Regions from separate parts of the Mus musculus genome. Here region 2 is linked to region 1. A link is a contact called in ENCODE Hi-C or POLR2A ChIA-PET data. All regions are on one chromosome and are shown on one strand. The core of a region is the stretch at or near the end of the contact, and the rest is flanking DNA. Distances in the headings are between cores, read along the strand shown.

Evidence for each region. A loop is a pair of places that touch in the nucleus more often than their neighbours do. ChIA-PET counts read pairs that join two places held with the same protein, here RNA polymerase II (POLR2A).
Region 2: a loop to region 1 is called in a map of left cerebral cortex, with 2.3 times the contacts of the local background. The contact joins the enhancer-like site here to the promoter of Dpt in region 1. A Hi-C loop is called at or near these places in 1 of 37 maps with a recorded cell type or tissue (left cerebral cortex). POLR2A ChIA-PET finds 5 or more read pairs at or near these places in 1 of 5 experiments (embryonic stem cell).

What each region holds. Positions count from the first base shown.
Region 1 is chr1:164,793,682-164,799,218 of GRCm38, reverse strand. Dpt (dermatopontin) reads right to left here and starts at 2,556. Exons shown (of 4, transcript NM_019759.3): 1 at 2,183-2,556. The coding sequence starts at 2,487. Gm32569 (a long non-coding RNA gene) reads left to right here. Exons shown (of 4, transcript XR_373663.3): 4 at 1,744-3,693.
Region 2 is chr1:164,844,635-164,850,426 of GRCm38, reverse strand. No RefSeq gene overlaps it. Among named protein-coding and RNA genes, the nearest start is that of Gm20743, 16 kb to the left of the region's middle. Within about 2 kb of position 1,593, at least 1 of the 3 ENCODE cell types and tissues checked has a DNase peak (open chromatin) inside an H3K27ac peak, as active enhancers do; it is left cerebral cortex, where a contact is called at or near this core.

The DNA of each region.
Region 1 (5,537 bases), core at 1,307-3,806:
TGTTTTGTGGGTTCATGACTTTCTAGCCCTGTGAATGGTGGAGATGGAGGAGGCAATGGACCATGGGAAGGTCAAAAGGAGGAAAGTGAAAATCTTAGATCCCATATATCAAAAAAAAAAAAAAATCACGTTTTTCCTTTTTTTCCTTTCCCCCCCCTCTCTTCAACTTTGGGAGTTCATGGTAACCAGCTACAAACAGGCATGTTTCAGACTAAATAGCATTTGGCTTCTTTCCTTAGCTGGGTGAACACACAGTTCAAGAGAATGCAAGCAAAAGCCAAGCGCACGCTGAAGTGAGTGGCTGCTTTGTGTAGAGACTGCAAAGCCTGAGGGTTCATCTTCCAAAGGCAGCAGCAGGGAGACAGCTGAAGCTTGGCCTAAGGTCCCATTACATTTTATCATTAGCACCAGAACCAAAACCCAGCTTGTGACTCACCCCAGGGCTCCCCCCTGCCCTGCCCCCAGTTAGGGGTTAGGCAATCTTCACCCAGTGCTGTCCTTCTGTGGCTCTTTCAAGAGGTTAGAAAGCTGGCCCGTCTATGTGATGGTCCCTTGGGGTGGGTGGACTGGACAGGCAGTTACAACTAGGTCATTTCTACCCTTGAAGCCAGGCAATGAGCCTGCCTGCTGGGACTCACCAGGGTCTGTCCTCTGTCCTCAAGACAAGTTTGGTCTCTGAGTCATCTGTGTCTGAAGGGGGTTTGGATCTGTTTGGCAGAAGCAGAGGGAATGGAGAAGGATGGCCTAACAGCCCTGCTCAAGAGGCCTCTACAGATTCTTCAGTCTGCTTCTGTTCCTATAATGCTGCCTATAACACGGGTAGATAGGCCCTGTCCTCAGGAGCAGAGCTCTAATCAAACTGCCACTTACCACACTGGGCCAGTCCCTGTAGTTCCCACCTTCTCTCAGCTTGAGTGTGGTTCTGGGGCCCTGGCTCTGTCAACAGGAGTCCACTTAGGGTGGAGGCAGCAGGCTCTTGGAAGCCCACCGCTGTAGCTCAGACTTTCTGGATCCAAATCTTGTCTTTCTAGCTAAGGAAACCCACCTATCTCCAGACCACAGTTTGCCAACCTACAGCATGATTTATAGGCTTGCTTAAAGCATTAGATCAGATCAGATAATGTAGTGTGTGGTGTGATGTATGCTCAGGGCATTTCTCCTGGATGGCTGAAAGTATCACCACTAATGTTTTATGTTGATCCATCCCAGATGCTCACTCTGCCAGTGCCCTGCAGGAGCCCCTCATGCAGTTGTCTTGTTCAGCAGAGGGCACACCTGGCAGCCTTCCAGCTGGGCTACCTCCTCCCTCAGTCTGCCTCTCCTAGGGTCAGCCTCCACCATCTCCCTAAGCCCTGAAATTTGGGCTCCATTTGGACAGCTATGAATGACCAGTATAGCCACCCCTGTCTCTTAAGATGGGCTTCTGAGCAAATGCCAGGGCTGGGATAGTCAAACACCACAGAGAAGCACAAACTGGGACCAATGCAGTTCCAATGATTAGGCAAAAGGCAGAAGTCAGGACAGTACCTCTAAAAACCTTTGGTAAACTATATCCTAGCAACAGAGGCTATTTAAATTCAAGAGAAAGGGAGAGAGAGGGAGACAGAGAAATCTCAGTAGTAAAACTCGCCAGAACATATTTCATCAGAACAGCAGAGCACTACTTAACTTCAGGACCCTTTGTTTCTAGTTCTCAGTCTTGTTTACCCAATCACTTACTTTGAATCAATATTTTTTTTTCAGGATATGGATACTGAGGACCCAATTGTTTATTTTGTCCCAACCACCCTGGAGCAGTATTTTTGGAAAACGGTAAATCATCCCAAAATGGAAGTGTTATTCCCATGTCACAGGGATGCCCACTTTCTATAAATTCCTTAAGACATCTCTATTTTGGAAGTCTGGTAAGCATTCTGCGTACACACACCCAGCTTGCGGGACACACTGAGCCTAGGGATGGCCTTTGAAGGAGTAGAACCAGATCCATCCTTCATGGGACATACCCCATCCTGGTTTTTCACCTTACAATGTTATCTACATTGTACACACCTGCCCGCCAGAGCATGCAATAGCAAGTTTAGGATGTGCCCAGGTTATGAGCCCTGCTATTTTAAGGACCAAACTTCTCCCATGCAGTACATACACAGATGTTCCCATCTCTAGAGCACTCTCTGCTTCTTACCATTCCATGCCGGCCCTGTTGATCTCCTCCCACCAGCACTCAGTGGGCTCCCCCAGGCTTTGGGGTGTAGGCATGCAGGCATAGTTCCATTGTCTGTCAGAGCCTTCCTTCTTGCTAAAGATGCTCCTCACAGCTACCACCACTTGCCCGTGGGGACACTGGTAGCTGAAGCCTTGGCGGTTAAGATTCACCCATCCATCATCACCGTAGTCCTGGTACTGCTGGTATGGGTACCCGTAGCCACCATACTGGCCCCAGGCTGTGGTCACCAGTGGCAGAAGAACCCACAGAAGAGTGAGGTCCATACTGCCCGGCTTCTGGCAAAAAAAATGTCACCCTCAGTTTGCTGGGCTGACTTTATACAGCTGCCGCTGACATGTGGTTCCCAGATGTGGGTGAACTGGATCCAACTGCAGTGTGTCATTGCTCAAGCAAAAGCTTTTCCACGCTGAGAAACTGGCCTTGCTTGCGTCCAGCTTGTTTTAAGGTGGAATTCTATGAACATGCAAGGAACATGTAAATCAAGGAAATCTCCCCAGAGAATCACTTCACGGAGAGGGACCAGAGGCAGCTGCTCCACTCTGCTCAGAAACACCTGAGAAAGACCCCCTCAATTGCCTACCTATCCTTCCCTCATCTCTCGGCATGCTGCCCCTCTGCCACGCCCCTTCTTACTAGCAAACCAGGTATCTGGTAGCTGTTCTCCTGCTTAGCTCTCTAGAATTATACGGAAATCCAGGCGGAGATTTCAAAACACAAACGTTGATAAGTTAAAGGAACTCAACCTTTAGATTTCTGCAAACCTAGGTGCCTGGATTCTTTTTATGTTCTTAGTCCGTCTTTTAATTGGGGGTAGAAGCAGATGATCTGTCTTCAGGTCTACTGTTAAAATGTCTAACGTTCAGGTAGAAGTGCTATTGGTCCATGGAGAGAGCAGCGGGGCGTTATCTCTGCTTCAGCATCTGCCTGAGCTGCTGAAAGTGGTCCCTTCAGCTCTGGCTTAAGTATGGAACTGGTTAAGCTCAAATGAATGGTAAGTTTTTTCAGCTGGCACTTTCAAACTTTACATTGACTTTTCTGTTTGTTGAGGTGAAGTGTATAAAATAAAGGCCAGCTTTTCAACTGTGTAGCATACAGTCCTGCAGGCAGCTCTGAAATCATGCTATAGAGTAGACTGGATAGTCCAGAGCACCTCCTCATAGCCCTCTGCATCCTCTTTGTTCCCGATACCTAGTTCTGCTACCCAACAATCGGATGTTCGTCTCTACAGTTTTGCCTGTTCCAGATTGTTAATAACTGGGGTCACACCACACGGGTCAGTCTCTGTTACCCCTGCTTTTGAGACTCGACTGTGCTGCCAGTCACTGACCTCTTGTAATTGCTGAGAAGGGTTCCACAGTATGGGTGTCCTGTTCAATGGTATCATCTGAAGCACGTGTGGAATATCTCATTTGTAAAAATTTATATATAACTATGCATAAGTGCTTACGAATAAAATTTCTATAAGTGCACAGAGGTTTTCGTATAAAGCTTCTTCTTCATTTTGCTTCAGTAAATACTCATGACTGATTTCCAGGTTGCTATGTAAGAGTCTGTCAAACTTTAAAAGAAGCTGTCTGTGCTATGGCACCAGAAAATTATCCTTTCTTTTACATTTTGGTCATTTTAATAGGTGTATAGCGGCAGTTTGGCATGAATATTTTTGTCTCCTGGCTAATGATTTTGAGAAATTTTTTCATTAGAGTTTTGGTATGGAACACATTTTTAAAAATGTCTTACCTATTCTAGCATTTTGAATCACTTGGAGTATCTCTTTTTAATTTGCATTTATCTTATATTTATAGTAGATTTTTAAAATATAACATAGTATGATTATGATTCTCCAACTCCTCCCAGATTCTTCCCATTTCCCCGCCCACCCAAGTCTACACCACATCTTTCTCTCACTTATAAGGATACAAATAAGAATCTAAATAATAATAATAAATAAATAAACAAATAAATAAATAAAAACCAGAATAGGTCAGAACAGACAGAAGAAGAAGAAGAGCCAAAGGAGAAGTGCATTTAGGATTTGCAATGTGTTTTCAGGTAGGTTATCATACATTTCCTTTATAACCCCATGATCTATACTGAGGAACCATTATTAATTTTTCACTATTGAGTATGTTATAGTCTGAAAAATTCTTTACCTCAATTACTAGAGCTAGAGATGTATGGGTTGGGTCTTTTGATTCCATGATTCAATCCTTCTTATCATTTTATCAAAACTGCAGTTATGTTTTTAGATCAACATTTGGACATTACAAATAAAATATTTATAAAGCATTTTATGTTAACATACATAACTAATTTAAACTATGGATTTCTGTGTTGTTTGCAAAGTATGTCTACAAGCCTAGGGGGCTAAATATTATCTCAGATTGTTCTTCTACGACCAGCAGCATGGTTGTTACCAAGAAACTTGTTAAGAATGTAGACTCTCTCTCTGCTCACTCAATCCCCCTGCCTCAGACACTCTGTCAGTGGAATACAGCCAAGTATAGTTTGAGAAGCCCCCAGAAGGTCTGATGCATGCTGAAGGGAGAGTCCTCATACTGCACCCAAGTTCTGGGATCCACACTGGTGGGAGAAGAGAGTAATCCGGAAGCCTATCTAATCCCACTCAGTCATCGTAACTCCAAAGCTGGAGCTCACCACTACTAGAGGATATTTCTCCTGGAAGCCAAAGGAACCCAAAACATTGATGTTTATTGGCCTTAAAAATATTCCAACACAGAGAAACTTTCTGCTTTTCTCATTTCTGCCTAATGACAGGGCATTAATCATTCCTAACTGATGCTAGCTTTATCAGCTCAGAGCCAGGTGCCAGTCGGGACTGCAGACAAGCCTTGCTTCATTGAATTCTTCCGTATATTTGCTCTCCACTGTTTTCCCTGTGTTTAGTCATTCTCTTATGTCTAGCCTCTACCCTAAGATTTATTACTCTTTGTTTACAAAGTAGAAAAGAGTCTTGCTTTGGACTTTTTTTTTTTCAGACTTCACTGTCTTGTGGAAATTTCCCAGACACATAAAGTTAGTAAAACTTGTATGCCTCGTCTCTTGTTAATCTGCCTAAAGATAATTTAATTTATAACCAGAACTAAAGATCGGGTTCTTAGTTCTTACTAAGGCAAGGAGAGAGATGAGGCTTCACTCCTTCACATTCCTAATAACTTGGGAGGCTTTGAAGAAATGCAGCCAAGGGATAATCAAGAGACTACACAAGTCTTTTCTTTGGCTTCTCTTTCTCTTCCTTCTTTTTCTTTATTTCTTATTTATCAGTAGCTTTATGGAGATCTAATTTGTACACCAC
Region 2 (5,792 bases), core at 344-2,843, 52 kb before region 1:
CTGCAGAATATCTGCATGAGATCAAGCCAGTCAGCATTTTAGCATGGAGTTGGGAAGAGTTCATGAGCCTCTGCTCATAGCTCAGGAATCACAGGCAGTTGATTCTTTTCAGAGGAAGTAAACTAAGTTTTCTTTATGATAATGGTCCCCGGAAGATTGATTGCATTTCAGTGAATGGCCTCAAATCTGTGAGTATATGAGCAGCAAAACTAAATTCACTGGGTTAATATTTTAAAAGAGGACAAGATGCTGGGGTCATAGGGATGTAGGCATGGATCTGGATGGATTTGGAGTGAGGAGGCAGGTGATTATGATCAAAACACATGTATGAAATTCTCGAAAGGATGGACCATCTAGAGACTGCCATATCCAGGGATCCATCCCATAATCAGCTTCCAAACGCTGACACCATTGCACACACTAGCAAGATTTTGCTGAAGGGACCCAGATAGAGCTGTCTCTTGTGAGACTATGCTGAGGCCTAGCAAACACAGAAGTGGATGCTCACAGTCAGCTATTGGATGGATCACAGGGCCCCCAATGGAGGAGCTAGAGAAAGTACCCAAGGAGCTAAAGGGGTCTGCAACCCTATAGGTGAAACAATAATATGAACTAACCAGTACCCCGGAGCTCTTGACTCTAGCTGCATATGAATCAGAAGATGGCCTAGTCGGCCATCAGTAGAAAGAGAGGCCCATTGGTCGTGCAAACTTTATATGCCTCAGTACAGGGGAACGACAGGGCCAAGAAGTGGGAGTGGGTGGGTGGGGGAGTGGGTGAGGGAGCATGTGGGGGACTTTTAGGATAGCATTGGAAATGTAAATGAAATAAATACCCAATTAAAAAAAAAAGAAAAAAAAAGAAATTCTCAAAGAATTGGTGAAAACTTAAAGGACAAAGAAATATCCAATACTGTCTTGAAGAGCTAGAAATGCAAGGGAATCTTAGGTCAGGTCCCAGAAACAAATGAAGTCATATTGGAAAGTACAGAAAGGCATTTTTTATAAAGTAATAAAAAACTTGGCTAAAGCATGTCTTGCTAGGTGGAAGCTACAAATGATGAAGTTGGACATCTTGCAGAAAAGATTTTCAAGCAAAGTGTGGAAAGGACCGTCTAGTTTCTCTTTACTAGGTAGAGAAAGCAAGAGAGGCAGAAGAGAGTAAAGAAGAAACTCTTAAGGATTAGCCTTTGATGATTTAAGAGATTTTCATGTTATCCAGATTGCAAAGAATGCTGAAAAGAAGAAATGCACTGTTAAGCAAATGTACTCTGGAGAGACGGCCAAGGGCACATGAGGACAGTCTTTGGAAAGATTAGGCATTCAACTCATGGATACACTCCCTCATGTTGGAAGCAGCCAGAAATAGTGAAGGGCTGTCCTATCAGAGAATATATGGGAAACTATTGTCTGTCTGAGTGACTCCCCTTGGTGTACACAGACAGCCTATGCTCTCTTGGAGGATTATTATACCCGAGAAACATTTCAGTCTGAGATTGAACAGAGGATGGACAAAATAAAAAGGTATTTTCGGATTCTCTTAATTATATAGGCAGGAAGCGAAATGATAAATTATGCAGCTGCACACATGCGCCAGCCTTCAGGAACAGGAGTGACTCACTGGATAGAGCCATGGAACCAGGGCTAAGGATGATAAAGCAGCTACTGAGAACACAGGCACAGGAGCTGTGAGCCAGCGGATGGATCTGAGAGCCAAAGAAGAGCGCTCACAGACCCTGAAACCCAAAGGGATTTTTTTTCTTGCTTAGTCTTGAATGTGTGTGAGACCAGAGGCTCCTTAATTCCTTCTATTTTTCTCCCTTCTGGGATGAAAACATGTATGTTTTACCTGTGTGTTTTAGAAGCAGGAAACTTGTTTTCTGGTTCATCAGTCCATCATAGGAGAATTCTCCCTACATTCAAAGTGAAGTGTACCCAGAGTGTCATCTATATGTGACTTAGGTGATCTAGGTGGTTAGAGTGAGGGCTTTTGAGAGGTTATTTGGAAAAAATTTTGTATTTAGATTTGTAGAGTATTAAAAAGTTTGGGGATTGCACTGGCTAGTTTGGCATTAACTTGATACAAACTGGAGTCATCTAAAAGGAGGAAACCTCAATTGAGAAAATGCCTCTGTAAGATCCATCTGTAGGGCATTTTCTTAATTAGTGATCAACTGAGGAGGGTCCAGCCCTTTGGGAGTCATCCTTAGGCTGGGGTCCTGGGCTCTATAAAAAAGCAGGCTGAGTAAGCCATGATAGACAAGCTTGGAAGTAGCACTTCTCCATGGCCTCTGCATCAGCTCCTGACTTCTAGTTCCTGTCCTGACTTCTTTCAGTGGTAGACTCTGATATGGAAATGAAAGCCAAATAATCTTTCCCTCCTCACTTTGCTTTTGGTCACGGTGTTTCATCACAGCAATAAACCCTTGCTAAGACAGGAATGGTGTGATAGAGAGAATACATTTTTCATGGGGACAGATATGAGTTAGGAGGTAAGAGGACAAAATATAGTGGGTTGACCAGTGTCCACTCAGAACAAACATTGTTCCTCTGTCCTCTTCAAAAAAGAGTAGTTCTATTGGCGTTTCCAGCCTTTAGGACTATGAATGAGCATACTTCTGCTGTTTTAAGCCATCAGACTAAAGACAATTTGATAAGGTGGTATCTTACTTAGGGTTTTATTGCTGTGAAGAGACACCATGACCAAGGCAAGTCTTAGAAAAGAAAACATTTAATTGGGGCTGGCTTACAGTTTCAGAGGTTCAGTCCATTATCATCATGGCAGGAAGCATGGCAACCTGCAGGCAGACATGGTGTTAGAAGAGCTGAGAGCTCTATATATTGATCTGAATGCAGCCAGGAAGAGACTGTCTTTGGCAGACAGTGAGGAGGAGGGTCTCTTCTGCACTGGGTGGAGCTTGAGCACTAGGAGACCTCAAATCCTGCCTACACAGTGACACACTTCCTTCAACAAGGTCACACCTCCTAATAGTGCCACGTCCACGAGCCAAGCATATTCAAACCATCAGAGATAGCCCTAAATGCATAACCTTATAGTGCACATTTTTACCAGTTTGTACTCAACTTTGTACTTAATATAAACAACAGTGATCATGTTGCTGCCCTAGGTACTAGGTAGATATCTACAAATGAAACACATTCCAGGGCCATAAAATAACTACTATTCAGCATATGCTTGTTGATAAGAATAAATTGAAGATGTGGGACTTCAGGGCAAGTCTGCAGCTTTCTGGGTTGCTCAGAGAAGATCTGTTAGGGTATTGGGAGCTGTCTGGGAAAGGAAGAGCATACACTTTAGAACCAGGAGAATACAGAGGTTTTTCAAGGCTCCATATGGCTGGAATGCTGTATGCTGGCTAGAAGCATTAGACAGAGAGGAGGAAAATGGGGTCTAGCTTATTGATATTCATGAAGCTAGGCACAACAGACATAGTGACGCAGAGAGAATGATTTTAGCCAGGCAAGGACAGATTGACAGAGACAGTTATAAGATTGACAGTTACAAGAAGAGTCCAGACACAGAAACTGGTGGAGCCCTTCCTGAGACAGAGAGAAACACAGAAAATTTAATGTTTAATATTTTGAGTTTGCGATAAAGAGAAAACATCTCAGGTGTGATGGATGAGGTCTGTTGGGGCTAAGTTCATGTGGTTTAGGTAACACAGAATTCATTTTATTCAAACTGAGGTGGTTTGATGGTTTTAAGTTGAAGTGGAGGAAACAGAGAAAATTATTTTAAAAAGCTTCACTCTGAAAAAGAAGAGATGTAGAGTAGAGAAGTCACCAGAGCAGTGGTTCTCAGCCTTCCTGTCACTGCGACCTTTTAAAGCAGTTCCTCCTGATGTGGCAACCCTTGAGTTCCTCATGTTGTGGTGACCCCCCACCATAAAACTATTTTGTTACTACTCATAACTGTAATTTTATTATTGTTATTAATTGTATTGCAAGTATCTGATATACAGGCTATCTATATGCTACCCCTCAAAGGGGTCGAGACCCACAGGTTGAGAACCATTGCACTAGAGTGTCCTTTAAGGATGGGTTAATTACAGAAACATTTTAAACAACCTTTTTATGATGTAACCATAAAGACAAAGAAGGAGATGACAATAACCCCTGTTGTCATTATAATAGGCAATAACTAATTAGCAGGTGAGGTCCACGCAGAAGCCAAAGTATAGGAGTATTTTGGGGCTATTTTATTGGGTTATTATATTTATCACCCTTCTAAACCTTATTCCACCCTAATCCCTTCCAACCCCCCAACACTAGGTAGGAGAGAATGAAGGTTATGGGAAAAGGGGGGGGGGCATAGACCCTTTAGACTACTTCCTGCTGATTAGGGGCATTTTATTCCTTGGGACAAGTACTAGTCATCAGAATATCCAGTAATCCAGTAATCCAGCAATCCACTAATGGGAAAAGCAGAAACAGGAATCAGTGGCAGCAGGAACCACAGCAGAGGAGCAGCAGCTGGCCACAGGCCCTTTTGGTGCTCTGGCATTTATACCCTCTCAAGACTCCCCAGAATTCCAAACATAAGCTATCTACAGCTAGCAAAAATCATGCCCCTCCAAGAGCTAGAGACCATCATGATAAGTGCTATGGACAATCGGAAGCAGCCTGATATCCCATACCTGAGATTAAAACGAAAACATGTTCACACAATATAAATGGGTTTTTAAAGAAACCCAAATCTTCACTACACAGAAGGAGATGGATTCTGAGCAATTATGGCTTTGGCCAGCTGGCACATCTATCCTGTGTGACAAGAGCAAGGAGGGGAAGGATGGGCTGAAGTACTGCAACTGAGAAGGTTGAGTGACAGGAAGAGTTAGAGAAGGAAGCACATTGCATCCATTATTTGTCACTATGTGATACATTCGCTTAAACTTAGCAGCTCAGAAGGATACACACAAGGGCTTCAGTTTCTATGGTACTCCATGCAATACTCCAGTCGGTGCCTGTGCTTCAGTGTCTCTCACAGGCTGGTCATCTCAGCATCCATCTGAAGGAGGATCTGCACCCAGAGTCCTTCATCTGGCTGTGCCTTGGGCTCAGTTTCTCAATATGTGGAGCTTTGTATAATCATCCTGGAGTCTTCGCAACAGGCAGCTGACTTCATCTAGAGTAAGGGAGAGGGAGAGGGAGGGGGAGGGGGAGGGGGAGGGGGAGGGGGAGGGAGAGGGAGAGGGAGAGGGAGAGAGAGAGAGAGAGAGAGAGAGAGAGAGAGAGAGAGAGAGAGAGAGAGAGAGAGAGACTATAATATGGGCAAGGGATGAGAAGGACAGAATTTACATATCAAACGATGTCTACCACTGCTGCCGTTATATTTAACTAATGAAAAGTAAGTATAGTTTATACACAAGGGGAACGAATAATCTCCCTCTCTTGAAAGAAGAACACCAACATGTACTGGCCACTCTAGTTTTGGAGGATGTGCCAAATGTTGAAATGGTGGTCAACCATAAAATAGTTCTGTCTGATCTATAATAATGATGCCCACCGTTTAAACACACCTCTTATGGAGTCTCTAAGTGCACACATGAGATTAAATTGTCCAAAACTTATATTTGCCTCATCTGCTAAATATGCAAATAGAGGAACAAAGTCTAATCTGCATGTGGTTAAAGCATCTATCATGGTTTGTGTCCTGTGGGTCCATTAAAAATCAGAATAATTCAGAGCTAGAGGGATGGTCAGTGGGTAAGAGAGCTTGCTGCCAAGGCTAAATACCTGAGTTTGATTCCCAGAACACATATAGCAGGAGAA